Linked DNA regions of Homo sapiens: region 1 is linked to region 2. A link is a contact called in ENCODE Hi-C or POLR2A ChIA-PET data. All regions are on one chromosome and are shown on one strand. Each heading gives the region's core, a stretch centred on a gene start or an enhancer-like site at or near the end of the contact. The rest is flanking DNA. Distances are from core to core; before and after follow the strand shown. Region 1 holds the start of ZSCAN10 (zinc finger and SCAN domain containing 10). Region 2 holds the start of JMJD8 (jumonji domain containing 8).

Evidence for each region. A loop is a pair of places that touch in the nucleus more often than their neighbours do. ChIA-PET counts read pairs that join two places held with the same protein, here RNA polymerase II (POLR2A). Pooled maps may share reads with other maps.
Region 1: a loop to region 2 is called in a pooled map, with 2.5 times the contacts of the local background. The contact joins the promoter of ZSCAN10 here to the promoter of JMJD8 in region 2. A Hi-C loop is called at or near these places in 1 of 168 maps with a recorded cell type or tissue (CD8-positive, alpha-beta T cell) and 1 of 50 pooled maps. POLR2A ChIA-PET finds 5 or more read pairs at or near these places in 1 of 52 experiments (PC-9).

Annotation. Positions count from the first base shown.
Region 1 is chr16:3,097,347-3,104,249 of GRCh38, forward strand. It overlaps ZSCAN10 (zinc finger and SCAN domain containing 10), which reads right to left and starts at 1,948. Exons shown (of 6, transcript NM_032805.3): 1 at 1,844-1,948. RefSeq lists enhancers at 2,701-2,750, 4,005-4,705, 4,340-4,389 and a silencer at 2,911-2,970.
Region 2 is chr16:682,932-685,583 of GRCh38, forward strand. JMJD8 (jumonji domain containing 8) reads right to left here and starts at 1,403. Exons shown (of 9, transcript NM_001005920.4): 1 at 1,303-1,403; 2 at 1,135-1,224; 3 at 930-978; 4 at 754-850; 5 at 599-667; 6 at 391-510; 7 at 236-303; 8 at 22-156. The coding sequence starts at 1,388. WDR24 (WD repeat domain 24) reads right to left here. Exons shown (of 9, transcript NM_032259.4): 7 at 2,326-2,652; 8 at 2,061-2,245; 9 at 1,691-1,971. The coding sequence ends at 1,803. RefSeq lists a silencer at 1,073-1,382 and an enhancer at 1,783-1,832.

The DNA of each region.
Region 1 (6,903 bases), core at 698-3,197, 2.4 Mb after region 2:
CTCACCCCTACCCCGGCTCCCCTGCATCTCCCAACCTCAGCCACCTGGGGAAGGACTCTGACAAAATGGAACGGGAAGTTCCCTGCCCCAGTCCCATCCCATCCAGGTGTTGAGGGGCTTCCTAGCGTTAACCCTCAAGCTCCCAGTTTGGGAGGTGGATGGGGACAGGGTGGGGCCAGATAAGCGAAGACAAAGTGAGAAATCCAGATTTCAACCCCTGCATGTGTGAGAGTGTAACCACCCCCGAGCCGGAACTACGCTTTCCTGCCCTCTGGCATCCACTCCAGGCAGCCCCCATCCTCCCACCCCATCTCTCCCCACTAGGGCGATGGAGTGCCTCAATCACAGATGAGCGTATTTCTCTGCCTGGCCTGGGAGTAGGAGCTGTGTCTAGTTCAATGAGTGTTCATCCAGCACTTGAAGTTGCTTCAGTGTCTGTTAGCAGAAATTAGGGAATGGCAGTGATTCTGGCCATCTCGAAGGAAAGCATGTAACAACGTCTAGGACAGAAAAAGTCTGTGATAAATGATCAGAAAAATGGTGTTGTGAGGCCGGATGCGGTGGCTCATGCTTATAATCCCAGCATTTTGGGTGGCCAAGGCAGAAGGATTGCTTGAACCTGGGGGGTCAAAGCTGCAGTGAGCCATGTTCGCGCCACTGCACACCAGCCTGGATAAAAGGCGAAGACCCTGTCTCAAAAAAAAAAAAAAAAAAAAGAAAGAAAGAAAGAAAAGAAAAGAAAAGAAAAAAAAAGAGTGGGGGAGGGGGAAGAAAATGGGATTACGTTTCACTGGTTTTTAGTAGCATGCACAAAATAACAAGAAAACTAATCACTGCTCATCCATTGCCGTGCAGGAGCAGCGGGCAGGTACTGAGTGTCTGGCGATTAAGCTCATTTCATCCCAGTCCAGCCCACGCACGAAACAATCACTTCTCCCTTTGCCAAGTGCAAAGACCAAGCTTTGCACTTGGTGACATGCTCAGGGTCACACCAGGTGGAGCCAAGGTTTGCTTTAGGCTGAGAGTGTAGGTCTAGAACACAGTGCCAAAGCTCTGAAACAGAAAAGGAACTGATCTCCATCCTGCTCTGTGCCATTTTCCTAGCCTTAGCCGAAATATCACAGCATGAAACAGAAAAAAAATGAAGATTCCAAATTTCAGCTCTCAGGGCAAGCCACACAGGGAGGCCGGAATCTCCAGGTGAGATCTCTCCAAAAGGTTTCAAAGAGGTGGAATTCGAGACAAGTTGGCTTCAGAGAATCTCTCCCTCCCCCCAGATCTCCAGGACAAAAGCTCTGTTAATATGCACCTCTGTTGGGGGTGGGCTGGGTAGGGAGGCAGGCAGAGGCTCTACAGCCACCATCCAACATTTGAGCAGCTTAATTTGGAGCCCGGGGTGGAGGTGCTGCCACGAGACCCACCCAGGTCACCTGAGAGCCCAGAGTTGGGGAAGGCGGCAAAGGTGGGGTCCTCAGCCGGGAACACTCCCTTTCTCCCTGGACACAGTTGGCAGCTGCCTGATTTGTTGTTTGTTGGAGGGGCCTCCCTCCGCGTGCTGGGCTGAGTGGACAAGGCCCATCAGTCCACCTGGGAGCACGTGAAGCCAGCCTTCTTCAATGTCACAGGAAGTTCTGCGATCTCCCTCGTCCCCAACGCCCCCATCGCGACAGGTCCACCAAGCTGGCTGGCACGAGGCTCCCCAGCAGACCCTCTACATCCTCCCAAGACTCTTCCAGCCCCCACCCCAGCACCAAGGCCTGGAGCCTCCCCTGCTCTCTCCAAGCTGCTGCGAGCTCCTAGCACCCGTCCTGGCAGCCTGCACCCCGACCTCCCTCCAACTCACCACTCGGAGTCCCCACTACACAGGCAGAGATGCTGGGGGGTTTTCTGAGGACTCCAGGGCCAAAGCCAGCCTCCGCCAGCCTGGGGAAGGGCTCTGGGAAAATGGAACAGGAAGTTCCTTGCCCCAGTCCCATCCCATCCAGGTGATGAGGGGCTTCCTAGAGTTAACCCTTAAGCTCCCAGTTTGGGAGCGGGATGGGAAGAGGGCGGGGCCAGTGACATGAAGACAAAGTGAGAAATCCAGATTTCAATCCCAGCCTGTGTGAGAGTGTAACCACCTCCCAAATCAAGACTGGCCTGGTGCCCCTTGCAGGTCTGCCCGTCTTTCCTTTGGGCTAAGAGCTGCCATTTTTAAATGCCCACAGTGTGCTGGCTTCTTTGCTAGGCTTTTCATTCACGTGACTACTCTTTGCAATGGCCTCCTGTGTGCCAGGCACTGTTACAAAGCAGGGGCTAAGGACACAGAGAGAAACTGAAGGAATGAGGCCCTGCTCTCAGGGGCTTACATTCTAGGGCAAAGGAGCAGCGACGGTGCTAGGAAAAAATGGAAGAGGAGGATGTGATGGGGCAGAGTTTGCTCCATCTACACGGTCACCTAAAGTCCTCCCAAGTCCTGCCAGGTGGCTTTTGTCCCAACTTTACCGATGACGAAGCAAGGGCTCCCCGGGAGGGAAGTGACCTAACCAACAGCGTTTGGCCCCAAACTAATTCCATCCCTGTGCTTAAGGTGCCTTCTTGGGTTGTGCCCTTGGCTGCAGCTGGTGCCTTCCTGAGCGTTCTGAGCCCCCGGGGAGCCAGGACCACCTCTCAGGTGTTGGCCGTTCCCCCGGCCTAGACCCCTCGGTCCGTTGGGGCCAGGACCCTCCTGACTGGCTCATCTGACGGGTCTTTGTTTTCCTGCACTTAACACCTGAGCTCATCCTGTTCCTACTTCAGTTGTCTAGTGCTCCCTTCGTACGACGGTCTTTCTCCTTGGTCTGCTCTGCATTCCCCGCGTCCCGCGCCTCGCTCTCCCAGTCGCGGGCTCCTCCCACTCCATAGTTTGTTCAGGGGCGGGGCCAGAAAACCCCGCCCCCAGGGAAGTGGGCCTGAAGGCCAAGGGGCGGGGCGGGGTTCTGTAGGGACGGAGGGGGCGTGTCCGGGGCGGGGCGGGGTGCTGTAGCGCCGGAGCGGGTGTGGCCTTGGCGGGACCAGGCAGCCATTACAGTCTCGGAAGCGAGAGGCGTGGGGCCTGTCTCATCATGCCCGGTTCATTTTTTTTTTTTTTTTTTTTTTTGTAGAGATGGGGTTTCATCATTTTGGCCAGGCTAGTCTTGAACTCCTGAACTCAGGTGATCCACCTGCCTTGGCCTCCCAAAGTGCTGGGATTACAGGCATGAGCCACCGCACTCAGCCTCTTTAATCACCTGAGGTCAGGAGTTCAAGACTAGCCTGGACAACATGGTGAAACCCCATCTCTACTAAAAATTTTTGTTTCTTTTAAAATTGTAATTTTCCCAATTCCACTTATTTTATTTTATTAGAGACAAGGTCTTGCCATATCTCCCAGGCTGGACTCAAACTCCTGGGTTAAAGTGATCCTCCCATCTCGGTCTACCAAGGAGCTGGGACTACAGCTGGGACTCCATGCCATCGAGCGTTCTTTCCCTCTCGTTGCTGAATGATTTTCCTCATTACATCAGTTATTCATTCTGCTATGGGTAGCCCGTGGGCAGTTTTCAGTTTGGGGCTATCTCTAGTGGTTCTCATATGTCTCTGGTGACCATATATGGGACAGCAGTCTGAAGTAGGTGAAGAGCAGAGTGAGAGGTTAGGTTTATCTTTGGGAGGTAAGGACTGCACGTGTGTACTCCGAGGTCTGAGGCCACCGAGGAAGCCTCAGGGACTGGCCTCCGTGTAGAGCTGCTCTCACTGCCCTGGGCATTGGGGACAAGGCCAGGACAAGCAGGACCCCGTGCGTGTTTCCTCGAATGGCTTATGGTCGCTTCAGAAAGACACTGGGTGTTTGTTGGCGTTCGGGCTGCCAGGGCCATCGAATCCGGTTGTCTGCCAGGGTGTGCAGGGGGAGTGGCGCTTTTCAGGTGTAGGAACAGCTCTGGAAATAAACGAGGGATGGAAAAAGGAGACAGACTAGGCCCTCCACAGCCCAGCTGCATGTGTCCTTGGCGAAGTCACTTTTCATTTGAAAACCATCACTGCCTCCTCTGTAATGTGTGAACGATGATCCCACCTCCCAGATGTATTGCAGGAGAGGGTTGTAGAAGAGAAGGTTTGCAAAAGCACTGAGACCTGAAAGATAATAAACGTGTATGAATCCGTACCTGACGCTAGGGGGCGTTAAAGAGAGTGTGGTTCCCTACTGGGTTGGGGTCAACTGTGCGGAGTGGGACGGGGAACCTTTGGAGTAGTGTCCTTCAAGAGAAGTGTGGTGCCACCCACAGCCGCAATTTAAAATTTTCTGGTAGCCACCATTAAAGAGGTAAAAGGAAACAGATGCGATTAATTTTCTTTTTTTTTTTTTTTTGAGACGGAGTTTCGCTCTTGTTGCCCAGGCTGGAGTGCAATGGCCCGATCTCGGCTCACCACAACCTCCACCTCCTGGGTTCAAACAATTCTCCTACCTCAGCCTCCCGAGTAGCTGGGATTACAGGCGTGCACTACCACACCCGGCTAATTTTGTATTTTTAGTAGAGAAGGGGTTTCTCCATGTTGGTCAGGCTGGTCGCGAACTCCCAACCTCAGTTGATCCGCCCGCCTCGGCCTCCCAAAGCGCCGGGACTACAGGCATGAGCCACCGCGCCCGGCCAGCGATTAATTTTAATAATACGATTTAGTTAACTCGTTATATCCAAAATATTATTTCAACAAATACAGAAATTTGCTAATGAGAGGCTGCACATTCTTTTTTCTCATAAAAGTCTTCAAAATCCAGTGTGCATTTTACAGCGAGAGCACGTCTGAGCTCCGACTCGCCCCATTTAAAGCACTCAATAGCCTTTTGTGGCTTTGGGGCGGTTCTGGGACCTCAGAGTTGTGGTGTTTCCTGCGGGGAAAGACTATTGTGGCTGCTGGAGGGCGGAAGACGAATAACAATAGGCGGAGTGCAGGGCACTGGGTTGCCTTAGGACCTCGCCTTTCCCCTGGAGAACACAGCTGCTTCCTGAAATGATCAGGAACCTAAAACCTCTGCAGGGAAGAAGGGGAGATGGGAAGTGAGGAAGGAGCCCCGGGGGACACCGGGGAAGTGAGTAAATGGAGCCGGGGCAGCTTGATTTGCAGCAAATTTATGATTTTAAAGGCCCGGCAAGGTCAGGCACCGTGGATCACTCTTGTAATCCCAGCACTTTGAGAGGCCAAGGCAGGCGGATGACCTGAGGCCAGGAGATCAAGACCAGCCTGGCCAACATGGTGAAACCCCCGTCTCTACTAAAAATACAAAAATTAGCTGGGCGTGGTTGCGGGCGCCTGTAGTCCCAGCTACTCGGGAGGCTGAGGCAGGAGAATTGCTTGAACCCAGGAGGCGGAGATTACAGTGAGCTGAGATCGCACCACTGCACTCCAGCCTGGTGACACAGCGAGACTCCGTCTCAAGAAAAAAAAAAAAGAAAAAAAAAAAGGTCTACCCAGAAGGTAGGTCACTCCCAGTCAGCAGAATTTTTGTTGATTTGGGATTTGGGAGGGTGAGCACTTAGAACCACAGTCCAGGCCAGTGCAGTGGCTCACACCTCTAATCCCAGCACTTTGGGAGGCTGAGGTGGAAAGATCTCTTGAGCCTAGGAGTTTGAGACCAGCCTGAGCAACACAGTGAGATCCCGTCTCTACAAAAAATTTTAAAATTAGCTGCACATGGTGGTGCGTGCCTGTAGTCCCAGCTACTCAGGAGGCTGAGTCAGGAGGATCACTTGAGCACAGGTGGTTGAGGCTGCAGTGAGCCATGATCCCACCACTGCACTCCAGTCTGGAAGACAGAGCCAGACCCTGTCTCAAAAACAAACACACACACACACACAAACAAACAAACAAAAAAAAGAACCATGTTCCAGCTGCAAAGACTGAACAGTGCTAGGAAAGTATTTTGGTCCCTATACAGGCCACAGAAAAAGAGAGTGTTGAACCTACATCCATCGTTTGTCCTGGGGGTGGTCCCAGCATGGCTTGTTCAGGACCGTCTTGGCCCTGCTCTGAGACCCCTATAAGGAGTGAGGCCCTTCTAACTGGTTATGCATCTTAGTTTTCTTACTGCAAGGTGGTGCCAAAGCATATGATTCTGAATAACTCCCAGCATAAGCCAGGTGCAATGGCTCACATCTGTAGTCCCAGCTCCATGGCAGGCTGAGGCATTGGCTCACTTGAGCCCAGGAGTTGGAGGCCAGACTGAGCAACATATCAAGACTCTGTTTCTAAAAAGAAAAAACAAACATACAACATAAAATATTTGCATGTCAGTTCCTTCTCAAAGGACCTTGAACTTTCTGCTTTGTGATTCTCTCTGAAAGCTCTATTGCCAGTAGCAATCTTCAACGTGATTGCTTAAAGAGTGGCAATACATCGGTTTTTAGTATTTACATATTATTGATTCCAGCAAGACCTGCAGAGAGTTCCCTGTTTGGGGCATTCCCCTTTGCAAGTGCAGAATCGTGTACTGCAGGGAAAGCCAGGGCACTGGGCACCCCCAAGACATAATAGAGTTTCCACAGCGCCAACTGCTTGTAGGATGCTCATTTGGGCAATTCTGCTATTACTTAGAAATATACTATTAAGAAGGAAGTAGGGCTGGGTACAGTGGCCCACACCTGTAATCCCAGCACTTGGAGAGGCGGAAAAATCGCTTGAGCCCAGGAGTTTGAGACCAGCCTGGGCAACATAGTGAGACCTTGTCACTACAGAAATTTTTGAAAAATTAGCTGGGTGGCCGGGCGCAGTGGCTCACGCCTGTAATCCCATCAGTTTGGGAGGCCGAGGCGGGTGGATCACCTGAGGTCAGGAGTTCAAGACCAGCCTGGCCAACCTGGTGAAACCCCATCTCTACTAAAAATACAAAAATTAGCTGGGCGTGGTGGT
Region 2 (2,652 bases), core at 153-2,652:
CCTCTCCTGCCAGCCACTGACCTCACCAGCCCGGATGGTACACTCCAGGGGCCGTGCAGACGGTGGCAGGGCTGGGTATGTGTCCCGGAGCCAGGCCAGCGTGGTCTTGTTGGGGTGGAACTCTGGCGTCTTCTCAGGTGGGTAAAGGAACCAGCGCTGGGGGCATGAGCAGCAGTGTCACCCTTGCCCGTTTTGGTCAGCGAGTCCCAAGCCTCAACCCCCACCCCGTGCTGACCTTACGACCGTAGATCACTTCTGAGTACCCGGGTCCATGCCAGTGGAAGGGCACCCCCGAGCCAGCTCCTGTGGGGTTATGAGCACCTGGTGACCAACCCATTTTGTACTCACCGACAGAAGCCTCAGTCCTTCCCAGTCCCAAGAAGCACCCACCTGCGATTCCAAAGCTGTAAGCTGGAGCGGTTCCCAGCAGGCCAAATGGGGGTGGGGAGTAGTGCCGAAAGAGAGAGGCCCACTCGGTGAAGTTGTTGTCCCCGAAGAAGTACAGGGTGTCTGCCAACAGAGACGGCGGGGACAGGGATCCTGGCACCTGGAGACTCCAAGCGTCCCCACCCCCTACCGCCGCCTAGGGCTGCCTCACCATTGCCCAGGGAGGTGGGGTCCTGGGGGTGCAGCAGCTGCTCCACATACTCCTGGAAGGGCAAGTCCACTGCAGGAAAGAGACGGGTCAGGACCGTCTGGTCCAGCCGCCCCGGTGTTGGCAAATGGGCGGGCCCCAGGGGTGAGGCCGCGTACCTTTGTGGTAGGAGTAGGTGTTGGCGGTGCTCAGCCGGACCACTCTGTCCCCAAACGAAGCCAGCAACCTGTCGCGGGAGCACAGGGCCCGGAACCTCTGCGGGGGCGGGGAGGGGACTTAGTGGCCGGGCCCAGCACGGGCGAGAGTGGCCGGGGACGGACGGGCACGCGCTCACCGAGTTGTCCGTGAGTCCCTGCAGGATGACGGGCCTGACGAAGGCGTACCTGGAAAGAAGGGCAGAGTCGCGGCCAGGCCGGACCGCCAGCCTCGCCGCCCCAGCCCCACGCGTGCGCGCGAGGTCAGGGGAAGGCGGCCTTGGGCGGTCGGGGCAGACGGGCCGGTGAACAGGACGCGACCTCCGCGATCAGGGGCGCACGTACTGCTGCACGAACTCCGCGTAGGTGAGGTCGGCCCGACGCTCCACCGTGCAGCGCTCCTCCTCCGCCACGGCCCCCGGCCCGCCCGGGCGCCTGCGGGCACAGCTGGGTCAGCCCGCGCCCCGCCCGCCGCACGTGACCCCACCGCCCGGCCCCTCCCGGGCCGCTCACCACCCGCCGTCGCCCTCCGCCCCGGAGCCGGGTAGAGCCACAGCCGCCAGCGCCCAGAGCGCGAGCAACCGCGACGCCGGCGCCATGAGCCTGCCGCCCTCAGGCAGCCGCGCTGCACGCCGGGAACCTTGGGCCCATCCGCCAGCCATTGGCCGGCAGCTTCGTCGTCGTGGCAACGGCCGGGAACCGGGACGGACCCCGGAAGTGACCTCCTTTGGCCCGCCCCGGAAGAGGCCTCTACGGGAGGCACTGGGAAGGCCGCCCCGAGAGCGACTATGGGCGCCGCCGGTTACCATGGCGACAACCCCGCCGAAAGCCCCCGCCCGCCAGCTGCCCCGCGGGCCTACGGCGAGCCCGCCGCGCTATGGGGTGACACGCAGTGCCGACAGCGGCTCTACTTCCTTTATTGAGGTCTCAAGTTCCAGCCTCCGCCCGTCTCGGGCACAAGACCAGGCGGGGTTCTGCACGCGGCCGCCCGGGCAAGCCCAGCAGATGCCCCGTCAGGAGTACTCGCAGAGGTGGCCGCAGCCTGCGGGACAGTGGGAGCTGCCTTCCAGCCACTTCATGATGTGCTGCAGGTGGCCGCCGTGGCTGCAGCCCTGGCACCACACGAAGAGACCCTTGACTACGTGGTGGCAGACGGCACACATGCTGGCGCAGCGGTGGCACCTGGGGGCGGGCGGGAGGGAGGGTGCCTCAGCGGGGGCTGCTGCGCTGCCTGCAGGCCCCTGCCCCACCTCCCGACCCCACTGCCCCACCTGTCGCAGACCCAGCCCCGGCTGCTCATGGGCCGCTTGCAGTGGCTGCAGTTGACGTGCAGGGTGGTGGAGGCCTGGTTGAGGCAGCTGACGGCGCGGCTGGTGCTCAGCTTGACCACCTCGTTGGACACGTTCCAGAGGCGGAAGCGCTGCAGCAGGTCGATGTAGGAAGTGTACCAGTGCTCCTGGGGGAGGGAGCGCCCGGCAGTCAGGATCTGGGTGCCAGGGGCGGCGCTGCAGGGGGGAGGCCCCGCCCACCACACACCTGGGTCTGCTCGTCGATGTCCTTGCGCACCCGTTCACCCAGGACGATGAGCACAGACACAGCCATCTGCACGTCGCCCTGCTCAGCGTAGAAGTGCAGCATGTCGCGCACCAGCACGCCGAAGAAGTCGGGCGGCAGGCGGCTGTCGTAGAGCGCGTGTGAGACAGACAGGAGCGAGAAGGAGGAGTCCACGGGGGCCAGGGAGGCCACATCCGCCTCGCTGCCGCTCACGTGCGGGGAGTCGGCCTTGTCCTGCAGGTGCTCGGGCCCGGGAGGCGTGTCCACGATCTCGTGGCGCAGCGGAAAGGCCTCCTGCGGCAGCACGCA